Regions from separate parts of the Mus musculus genome. Here region 1 is linked to region 2. Evidence: chromatin loops called from intact Hi-C (ENCODE). Cell type or tissue: heart. All regions are shown on one strand. Each heading gives the region's core, and the rest is flanking DNA. Links, peaks and the distances in the headings are about the cores only. Region 1 overlaps Slc2a1 (solute carrier family 2 (facilitated glucose transporter), member 1). Region 2 holds the start of Gm35510 (a long non-coding RNA gene).

The links. Hi-C counts contacts between places; a loop is a spot of excess contacts. Peaks named below come from ENCODE experiments on the same cell type or tissue, not always from the same donor. Only the 100,000 strongest peaks of a DNase experiment are listed, where the experiment ranks them.
Region 1: it touches region 2 in a loop (1.9-fold over the local background); 1 of 42 quality-filtered maps calls a loop at or near these places.

The regions. Positions count from the first base shown.
Region 1 is chr4:119,118,443-119,123,812 of GRCm38, forward strand. Slc2a1 (solute carrier family 2 (facilitated glucose transporter), member 1) reads left to right here. Exons shown (of 10, transcript NM_011400.3): 2 at 1,949-2,044. Among named protein-coding and RNA genes, the nearest start is that of Gm12867, 11 kb to the right of the region's middle. In heart, for the core only: no CTCF peak of the experiment used is centred there; DNase peaks (open chromatin) are centred at 349 and 3,019; H3K4me3 peaks cover 674 bases; H3K27ac peaks cover 3,449 bases.
Region 2 is chr4:119,069,978-119,075,347 of GRCm38, forward strand. Gm35510 (a long non-coding RNA gene) reads left to right here and starts at 3,024. Exons shown (of 3, transcript XR_868067.2): 1 at 3,024-3,096; 2 at 3,619-3,682. In heart, for the core only: no CTCF peak of the experiment used is centred there; no DNase peak of the experiment used is centred there; H3K4me3 peaks cover 2,087 bases; H3K27ac peaks cover 5,000 bases; H3K27me3 peaks cover 648 bases.

The sequences.
Region 1 (5,370 bases), core at 88-5,087, 48 kb after region 2:
CAAAGGTGGCATTCGATATGAATACTGATCAAGCTTGCTTTAAACTTGTCCTTGTAACTTGGAGAATGTCCCAAACCAATCCATCCAGATGTATCCTTTATATATTCCATTATACTGCTATGCCACAGCTCACTAAACCATAGGTATGTGCTAATATCATTTTTATTCTAATGTGTACTAGAAAAATGCATATTTGCATACCCTAAGTATTACACCTGAGCAACCCTGAGCATGTTACTCAGCAGATAGCCCAGCATATGGTGGGGCTCAGCTGTCACCATTGAGCTCTGTCACTGATGTTTACCACAGCCTCATAAGTCCCACTGGTCACCTGATGACTCTTGGCTCGGCTGTGGCTCCCAGAAGCTTGTCATGTACTCCCTGCCCACTCACCCCGCAGCACTGGGTCTGGAGGCTCCCTAGAGAGCTGGGAGACAGGAGATGTGAGAGGCCATGCCTTTTGACTGAGTTCACAGAGGATGGGAGTTGAAGGGAAGTGGCGCAGTAAAGAATGACTTTGCAAGGTCAGTCAAGGAGAAACAGACAGACAGACCATTCGAAGGCAGGCTCCAACATTCTGTGTCCACTGGAGCAGACACAGGCCTTCCTCTTTCTCAGAGTTTCATGTGAGAACTATAGCTTTGGCAGTCCTTGTCTTTCAGGCTTCTGGAAAATGAGAAGACCTGGGAACAAGTCTGCTTAAGGGCTACGCCCAGCTCTATCTAACAATCTAGAAGTCAGGGCAGCTTCTGGGTACTGTGGGGAGACAGGCCCAGACGCTCACACAAGGCTGAAACCCAGCTAAAACTATCACACACTATCCTAGACAGAGTCTCGCACGGCTCCTGATCTTAGGCTTCCCTCTTGGACCCGAATCGCCCAGCCCAGCGCCATGCGGGTGTTCTGCATCCGTAGATGCTGGTCTATTTCTTTGGTTTTGGCATGAGTCCCCAGCTCTCTTTTCCCACAGCCAGTCAAGGGCCTGCCTCAAGTTATATTTCTTGGCTTCTTCGTTTGAAGAGCTGGAGAGTCCCTAACTTTGTCTATTCAGGTGGACACCTCACTGGCCTTCCACCTCTGTGTAAACAGGCCCTTTCACCTGCTGGCCTTATCCCTTCCTGCTGCCTTCAACCCTTTGTCCCTTAGTCACTTCGGGTCATGTACTTTTTGAATCGTATTTCTGTTATCTGGTACAATTCACCCTGAAATGAAAGCTCATGGTTTGCAGGGGGTAGGGGTGGGGGCGTTGGTGTGAGGAGCACTCAGTGAGGACTCCAGGGCCCTGTATTCTGATCCTGACGCTGCTGCAGACCCCTGAGTAGATTGGAACTTTGATCTCTTGCTCTGAGCTCTCAAGAACTTTTGTTTTCTCCCCAGTGAAGGGTAGGAAGGCTAGAGAAGGGCAGGGTCATGTCTCCAGTGCTGAACAATGTGACTGTTCCCATTTTGCAGATAGGCACATGGAGGGTAGGGAGGCAGTGGGGCAGGGAAACCCAGCTAGCCTGCAAGAATTCCTATTGGCTAGACTCAGGCCATTGCCCTTGGCTTTGAATCCAGAGCCTTTCTTCCCCATCTGCACTGTCCCTTTCATTCAGTTTGGCCTTCCTGGTGAGGGAGGGAAGGTTGGTTCCTCTTCCTCCCACAATGTGGGGCTACCTGAAATGTAAGTATCACTCCTACCTGGGTAGTGAGACCTTGGAAAGCCAAAGGCTCTCTAACTGCATAAAGAAAAACCTGATTGCTCTCTCTCCTCAGAGAAGTCTAGAAGTCAGCTGGGCAGGTTTGGGCACCTGAGGCCAGGAAGTAGCCAGGTTTCCTGGGAGAAGGACAAATGTGTTGCCAGGAGTCAGGCGAGGCATATCTGAACATGGGAACCTGCCAGCATTGACTTTGCTCTGTAGTACTCTGGGCCCAGACATGCCTGTAACCCTGTGGTTTCTTCCTGCAGAAGGTGACGGGCCGCCTCATGTTGGCTGTGGGAGGAGCAGTGCTCGGATCACTGCAGTTCGGCTATAACACTGGTGTCATCAACGCCCCCCAGAAGGTAAGTGTGCTATGCCACTCCCCATATATACCATCACCCACACACATTCATGGTGCCACCTCGGTGTCCATCATTGACATCAACTGACCATCTTCCCTCCCAGCTGGAATTCTAGAATCCCAGGGCCATAGAATGGTGCTACTGTGGTAGGCTGTCTTGACTGTTTCCCAAACAGCACAGACATTTACACTGATCAGTATAGTGGAATTTCATTTATATAGTATTTGGGGCTCCTGAAAGCTCCACATCTGTTGCTGGGCAAGTGGGCAGGCAGTGGGGGAAATGGTCAGAGAAGAGGAGCCTTCCCCAGTGCCACCCTGTCGTGCAGTTTTTATGTTCTCACACGCCAGCCACTTACAGCATAGTCCAGTTCCAGACTGTAACGGCTTCCTGTCCCTGGAGGTCCCAGGTCAATTTAAGTAAACATGGCATCTCACCCTGAGGTGCTGCAGGAGCTCGGCCTGGCTTCCTTCTCCCCATTGCACACCTCAGATCTGCCCCCACTTGTGTTCTCTCTGGGTGTTTAGACTGGAAATGACTGTGGCATTCACCTCCTTGTTCTGAGAGAAGAGGAACACAGGTGAGGGACAGACCTGGAGGCTGTCGCAGCGCCTCCTTTACACTGGGCATCTTACGTGTGTTTATGACGTTGGTGGTGAGTTCTATTTTACAGACTCAGGCTGATGAAATGACCTGTGGGTAAGGTCATGTACTGGTGAATGGTGGCATCTCAGCCAAGCTCTTTGTTTCCATAGCCTCAGGCTGCCTTCCTTTCCTGACCCACTCTCTTGTCCTTTAACAATTCCCACTTTCACAGGGCTCATGGAGTAGAGGTAGTCAGCCCTCCTGTCAGACATGCTCACTACCCAGGCTGAGGAGGCTAGACAGTGAGTGTGAGAGTGCCTCTCTCGGGACCAGGGCACCAGACTAGAATCAGAGCTGGGCTTCTTCCAAGTAGGCGGAGCTTGGCTGTAGGGGCCACGCCCGATGCTGGGGAGCAAGTCCCTAGGAAGGCTTGGCTGCTGAGTCATGCTGAGCTGCAGCAGCCCTGATGGGATTTTTCCAGGATCTAACATGGCAACTGTGAGCCCATGCTTGGAACAAATCCCAAACCTTGTTTTTACTAAGTGCTTAGACAGCTCCCACCTAAGTGTGTCCTTTGCAGCCAGCTGTTTTGGGGGAATCTGCAGATGTAAAGTCTATACAACAAGATGGGAAAAAGTAGGGAGATGGGCTTGCTGCACATTGAGGGTCCCTGGACCACCCAGGTTCTGGTTTGGGATGCCAAGCAAGCTCCTTAACTATTTCTGAGGGTAGCCGGAGCTGACAAGCGGTGGGTCAGGCCCTGTCGTAACTGAGGTCACAGTGAGCTAATGACAGCTAATTAGACAGCTAATGCTCTAAAGGCAAGGCAGGGCAGGGGGGCCTGCAGGGGAGTCAGTAAGATGCCCAGATTGCAGAGAGCCACATCCTCTGTGAAGGATGAGTATTGTGGCATGTCAGGAAGGTAGGCTGGGGGAGAAGAGAAGTTGGGAGTTCACAGCAAGCCAGAACTGGTCCGCTATAGTCCTTGCATGAGCATCTTGGATCTACAGCATAGCCAGCCCCTATCTTGTCCTGGCATAGCCAGATGGGTAGGTGGGGGGAGGGGGTATCATGAGGACCTTTGAGCCTGTGGAGGAGGTTAGATCTGGTCAGATCTGCATCTTTGGAAATATTAATGCACCTGGAGTAGATGGATCTGAGAGTGTAAGCTGGGGTCAGACACTCAGACTAATGCCATAAGAACAAATGCTGCCTGCTGGAGAGATGGACCAGAATCTGAGGTGCCTGCCACCAAGCCTGACAACCTGAGTTTAGTTCCCAGGACCCACATGGCAGAAGACAAGAACAGAGATCCCTACAAGTTGTCCTCTGATCACCACATACATGCCAGAATACACATGTATCCTCCCCCATACACAAATAAGTGTAATTTAGTCAAAGTTCAGTATGGGGACATGAGGGAAAAGGGTTCAAAAATGGCTTTTACATGTCTGGTTCAGGGGAGCAGCTAGTAGGTGCAAGGCGGCAGGAGTTAGTTAGTCTGTAGGTGTAAGGTATCAGGAATTAGTTTATAGGCACGAGGTTGTTGGCCACCTCGAGGATCTGAGTGGTTTCTTGTTCACAGGCTGAAGAGTGAGTGAATGATGGTCACTGCTATCTGGGTGGGCATGGGGGAAGATCTGTGATGTAAAGAGAGCAAAGGTCAGCTCTTGGACATCCCCAGTGACAGATGGAAAGGACCCTAGGAAGAGAAGCTGACATCTAAAACCAAACAGGAGTGCAGGGCATGGTGCTGTACACCTAGAATCCCCGTGGAGATGTAAGAAGTGGAGGCAGGAGGCTCCAGAGTTCTACATAAGACCTTGGCTACATAGCAAGTCTGAGGCCAGTGTGGTCTACATAAGACCCTGTTTCCAAAATGCTAGTATAGAATATAGGACCCAGAAACGGCAACTTCACAAGGTGGAGGGAAGATCTGAGGTCTTGAAGGATGAGGGTCTTTGTCAAGCTTGTTCTCCACTGTCCTTGTAAGGGCAGTGCTTGTCATAGTAATAGGCTCACACTCCAGTAAAGGAGCAGAGACCCAGTCTAAACTGGACTGCTGAAATAGCAGTGGTGGCTTTGTGGCTGCAAAGAGCAGTTAGATGTGCAGTGTGTGAAGATGTCTCCTTGCATTAGTTTGAAGAGAGGAAGGGAGAGAGAGTAGACTTGGTAGGTAGAGAAGAGAGAAGTCCTAATGGCTGGATGGCTTGCCTAAGGTTGCTGTTTGTGTTGGGATTTTTTATATTATTATTATCATTCCAGATTCCTTTTAGAAACATGTTGTAAGGCATCAGTAGAGGAGAGGAGAAAGCTAAGGAGGTAGGTTAGGCAGTCCTTAGGAGGCAGCTGTTGGGCAGGAGCCTGGGAGACTGGGGGGTAGGAGGTGGGGGCAAGCAAAGCTGGAATGGGTTTGTCTGATGTGGAGACTTCCTAGCTAGTAAGAAACGGTGGGAGGCCAGTGCTGGGGTGAAGGTGGCCAGACCTGCTGCTCGCTGTGTCTGAGGACAGGTAAACGAGTGAGTTGCATGTATGAGAGCAGCCATTCTCTCAATACTCATAAGAGACCTGTCCAAAAGGACAGGAGCCAGACTTGAGAATGACCGTGATGGAGTGACATTCCTGAGCCAAACGCAGCGGTGTTAGTCTGTCCATTTCTGCGCTTTGCAGACACTTCTCACAAGCCTGGCTGGGTTTTTCCATTTATCATGAGGAGAGGATGAAAGTAGCAAGGGTAGGAC
Region 2 (5,370 bases), core at 171-5,170:
CTGTTAGTAAGGACACTGGGGCTCACAGGAACCACACAGCTAAGAGCCAGCTCTATGTGTCTGTCCCTGTAGCAGCACAATCCCTGAGGGTGTTGAGAAGACCCAAGGGAGCAAGAAGACAGTTCCTAAGACCCTCAGCAGAGCCCTTCCCACCGATCCCCTCCATCTGTACAAGTCCGGAGGGTCCAAGAGTAGCAGCCCCCATCTACAAAGGATGAAACTGTTGCCCAGAGTTTATACTCAGAAAGAGACAGGCAGAGAGGGAAGATGTGAAGATTCACCAGAAGCAACAAGATAAAGAAGCCCAGGGGCTGCCAGCAGCCAGGAGAGGCCTGGGCACATCCTCTTTCAGCCCAGAGGAAGTCAAGGTCACACAGAGAGGCAAATCCAAGAAGAACCAGAATAGGCCTTCTCCTCTAGAAATGGCTCCCCTCTCACCTTCCAGCCACACTCAACTCAGAGGGAACACACTGGATCAACAGGGCTCCGGGGAGGGTAAGTCTCCTGCCCTCCATTCACATGTCAAATTCCTGTATACAACAGAATGTAACCATATTGGGAGACAAGGTCTTTATATGGGTATTCAAATTAAAATGAGATTACGGTGAAGCACACATCCCTACCGCCCTGTCCTTTATGACTAGACACAGAAAGAGACAGGCAGAGAGGGAAGATGGGAAGACTCACAAGAAGCCACAAAACAAAGAAGCCAGCAGCTAGGAGAGGCCTGAGCACATCCTCTTGTGACCCAGAGGAACAATTCTGCCAGCACTTTGGTCTCAGCCTCCAGCTTCCACAGCCTTGAGAAACACTGTGGCTTAAACCACCAGGCATGAGGACCTTGGTCCCCAGGAGACCAGCACCACAATGAGTTACCTGCCCTCTACCCAACCCCGAAAAACAGTCAATGTCTGTATGTTTTACCACGTTTTTATCAAAGAAACTTGGGAAATGATTCAAAAGTAAAAAGGAGACTAAAAGCACATGGGTTCTTCCGGTCACGGTCACTATTTTGAATTTCCTCGCAGTTTGGTTTGGATGTGGGATCTTTCCTCTGTGCAGTTGCCACAGTCTTTCTCGAAAGGCTGTCTCTGGACTCGGATCAGAGAGCCAAGGGTGCAGTTCTCAGGTCCGATGCAGCCCTGTGCAGATTTATGTAGACATTGTATAAAATGAGCCATGCTGCTTGATAACTTCCGCTCTCCCCTGGCTTATCTTGAGTGTTTCCTCCTATATCTAATATTCTTCCACATCACACTTTTTTTTTTCAATTCTGTATATAGACCTCCGTCTGTGAACCTGGCATAAATCCACTTACCCAGTGCCCTTCCATTGAACATTTACAGAAATCACTAGCTTCGCCCAGCTACACGTAAGGTCAGAATAGATCTTTGATTGATTTGGGTTTACTAAATAGAGTTACTAAACCTGAGCGTCCGAATCAAAGCGTAGCCTGTGTGAAGCTCCGGCTGCGGGGACCCCGCTGAGAGACTGCAATTTACCTCCTCCTGCAACCAGACAGGGGCTCACTTCCCCACACCTCCCCAACATCTGCTGTTTTGCCTGCTATTGTTTTGACCAGTTGTATGGAGAGGAAACCCCAGAATCTCCTTTTCATTTGCACTTTGGACTTCTAATGTTTTTACAAGGTTTTTGTATTTCTTCAGTGAACTACGTTAATCGTCCTCTGCCCGTTTTTGTCCACTGGTCAGTTCCTCTCATTGTTAAGGATTTAGCGGACTTGAAAGGGCAGCTGCAGATGGGCGCCCACTGCAGCTTCCTCCCCGCCCTTCTGACCCTCCTTCTCCTCCTTTCCCATCCTCCAGAGCTTTCCTTTGCTCTCCAGGGAACCTTTGTCATTCAAGCTGGCCCCTGCTTCCCAGGGCCCTGGGAAAGTCATCCCTCACCGCTCTCTCCACCTTTCTCCTTTGCCTCCAGAGCCCCACATTCTTACAGTTCTCCCCACCTCTCTCCACGCCCTGCACATCCTCCCTCGAAATTCTTCTCTGAGGCTGTAAGCCACAGGGGACCCGAACTAATCTAGAGCGGGAATCCCACCCCACCCTGCTCAGGGTTGAAAAGAGAAAGGAGAAAGGTGAGGAGAGGTTCAGAGGAGCAGCGTGACCCGCGGGGGATAACCTGGGAGAAAGAGGACGAGAGAATCTGTGGAGAAAAGAACTAGCCCGCCGTCTCTTTTGACCTTTGAAGTCTCTACAGTAGAGCTTACATCCCAGACCCTCCTGGTACAGGCCCTCGGTTCACCTTACTGGGTTGTTAGTAGAAACAAAGGCAACATTTCCAGTAGATGATCTGGCACAAGCAGGTGCACCGCTCACCACCACAAACCTCCTAGGGTCAGACCTGGCTTCTCCAAGGGAGGTGGGTCCTGGGAAGGGAGGTTTTCGCTTGTTTCGAGAGAGGCAGAAAACCAGTCCGGGTGAGGCTAGAAAGCCAGAGGTCCTGATGGACAGCACAGCTGAGCGTGACCTGAGGGACACAGAAAATGCCCGCTATCCACGCAGTGGACAGGATTTTTGGTCTCAACTCCAAAAATTCGGTCACCTATTGAAGTCATCTATTTGGCAAGTCAGCCTGCGCCAGTGCTTGTGCGCCTAGATCTTGGAGGGACAAGTGTAGACCAGAGAGATCTGACAAAGGACGCTCGGAGACTGACCGAAGCCGGGAACCCAAGGGCGCGTCCCAGAAACAGCTAGGCCTGGGACGCAGACTTAAACAGACTGACGGGGGTGGGGGTGGGGGGAGCCATCGTATACACAGGAGGGTCGCCTAAACACTGAGTGGAAAATGAAGTATGGCTTCTTTGAGCCTGAGGGGCTGTTCAGGTGGGTGGAACACAAGAAAAAAAAATAATAATAAGGGGCCCCAAGGCCTGAACTTCCAAACTTGGAGCTAGGCAAAAACATGCCAGAACCCAATTTCATCAAGATCCTGTTAGGGGTGGCGGCAGCCCGGGGCTGGGCTGTGTGAGGAGGGGGCGGGGAAGCGGGGAACCAGCCGAGGCCCGCGCCCCCCCTTGTCCCCTGTGCCGGGTCTCCGCCCTGGCCCGAACTGCACGTAGCGCTCGTAGTCTACCAGGTAACAAAGCCGCTAGTGTGGGGCGGGCGCCAGGGCTGGGCCCGGAGGTGGAGGCGGGGGTGAGGGTGGGGGTAGGGAGAAGGGGCCCAGGAGGGAATCTGTTCTCCACCCGAGGAAGGCGCCACGATCCTTGCATTCTGGCGGCATGGCTCATGCCCAGATGTAGAAATGGACCGGACTTGGGTCTCTAGGGGAGCGCAGCCTCACAACGCACAGCCCTAGGTTAGGCCGGCTAGGGAAGAGGTGACCTCGTGGTGGTCCTGACAACACCCCCCACTTTTGTGCGAGTACAGGGACTGCCTCAGGCCCCTGGGCGGGATTGGATTGATGTGTTCATTCTGGTACTGGCTGTGGAATGCCTTATGGGGAGGCCATTTGACTACCTGGATGAACGGGTTTTAAGTGGCACAAGATTTTCTGAAACCTGGTCCCAAACAGGATGGGGAGGGGTGGCGTTGATGAGGTTAAGAGGAGACTCAAGACATCCTAAGTCACCACTGCATGTCTCCATCTCTATTATAGGTGCTCACACAGGACATGATTAGATTTTCAGGCTTTGTCCACACCTGACAACACACGCAAGCAGGTGGGTCAGCTCTTCCCCTCTAGCCAAGCAGAGCTGGAGAATGAACTCGGAATGACCTTTTGGGGGGTCATTTCCCTTCCCCCTCCTGCCCAACTTATAGCTTTTTGTTGCCTGGAAAGGGGGTGGGCAACCCAGGGCTGAGGGAGGAGAACAAAGGTAATTTGGGAGGAAAGTCTTTTCTTCCAAGCAGCTGCCCTCTCCTAGGGCCTCACAGCCCAAGTCTTTGTAGAGTGACCTCCCATCCCCCTCCAAAGCCACCAAATGTAGGTCAGAGGACCACCCAGAATAGGGTTTGAGGGCATAAGAGAAAAGGAAGCTTATGAGCACCAACTGAGTCCCTACTAGATGGAAGAGTGCCAGGAGATTGTGCCTGCCTCAGTTTCCTCATCAGTACAGTGTGGGACTCCTGTGGCTGTGATGTGGGCTCCCCTCAGTCCTCTGCGGAGAGGTGCCCAGGTGCCCTGATTGTAACAACCTGGCTTGGAGTCCTCACTCTTAGGAGGGGAGCACAGAGAGCAGTTGTGAGGTACCGTGCAGCCTGGTGAAGTAGTCTATGGGTGTTCTGGAGAGGCACTAGACCATACCCAGGTCCGAGGGATGCTGTAGCCACTGCACAGATGAAGACTGGAACCGCAGACCCCATTGCTCAGGGCTCAAGACCAAGATTTAGCTGGGCAGTGGTGGCGCACGCCTTTAATCCCAGCACTTGGGAAGCAGAGGCAGGCAGATTTCTGAGTTCGAGGCCAGCCTGGTCTACAGAGTGAGTTCCAGGACAGGCTGGGACTTGCAGCAGAATGTCACAGTTCTGACCCTGGGGTGCTCAGGTAGCATCTTGCCTGGAATCAGGAACAGTGCTCAGCTCCTGGCCCAAGCCAGGACACACATACACACACACACACACACACACACACACACACACACACACAGAGAGAGAGAGAGAGAGAGAGAGAGAGAGAGAGAGAGATGCCATGCTGTGCTTCCCGAACAGTGCTCAGCACAGGCCCTACAGGGTTTCCCTAGACTCAGCCCCCTCCCTCTTTCTGACTGCTATGGTGGATGGTGATTGGAGCCATAAGACAGACGTCTGCTTGAAGGCAAGCCTGGCCACCTTGGGCGGCATTTCCCTCTCTGGGCTTTAGTTGTGCTGTCTGTAAAGGAGATATGAACACATCTTGGTTGCTTCAGAGGAAGACTGGGGTCCCGTGCAGCGCTGCCCCTCCCCCTCAGCTCCCTCAGCATCCTCTTCCCTACATTCCTGTTACTAAGCCTGTGTACTTGCACCAACAAGTCCCAGACCAAGGGAGCTGCTTTTCCTTGGTCCCTGTGGCCACGGTCACCCAGCATTATTTAACTCAGGGTCAGCGATAGAAGGCAGTATTCACTGAATGCTAAGTGAAAACTTTTCTTAACCGGAAAGCAAATCTGAAGGCTGTTTTTCGTTAGCTCATTTCCAATCACAGAGGTTCAGGACTTGTCAGTCACTTTACAAACTCAATAAAGTGCCCATTTGGCAGACAGGAAAGCAAGGTCCAGCATGTGACATCAATGCCCTGCTGGGACTTCTGCTGAATTCTCTTAATAACCTCCCATAACCTTCTGTAAAGACATTCTTATTTTGCTTGTTTATTGAGGGGTGTGTGTGTGTGTGTGTGTGCGTGTGTGTGTGTGCGTGTGTGTATGTGTGGTCT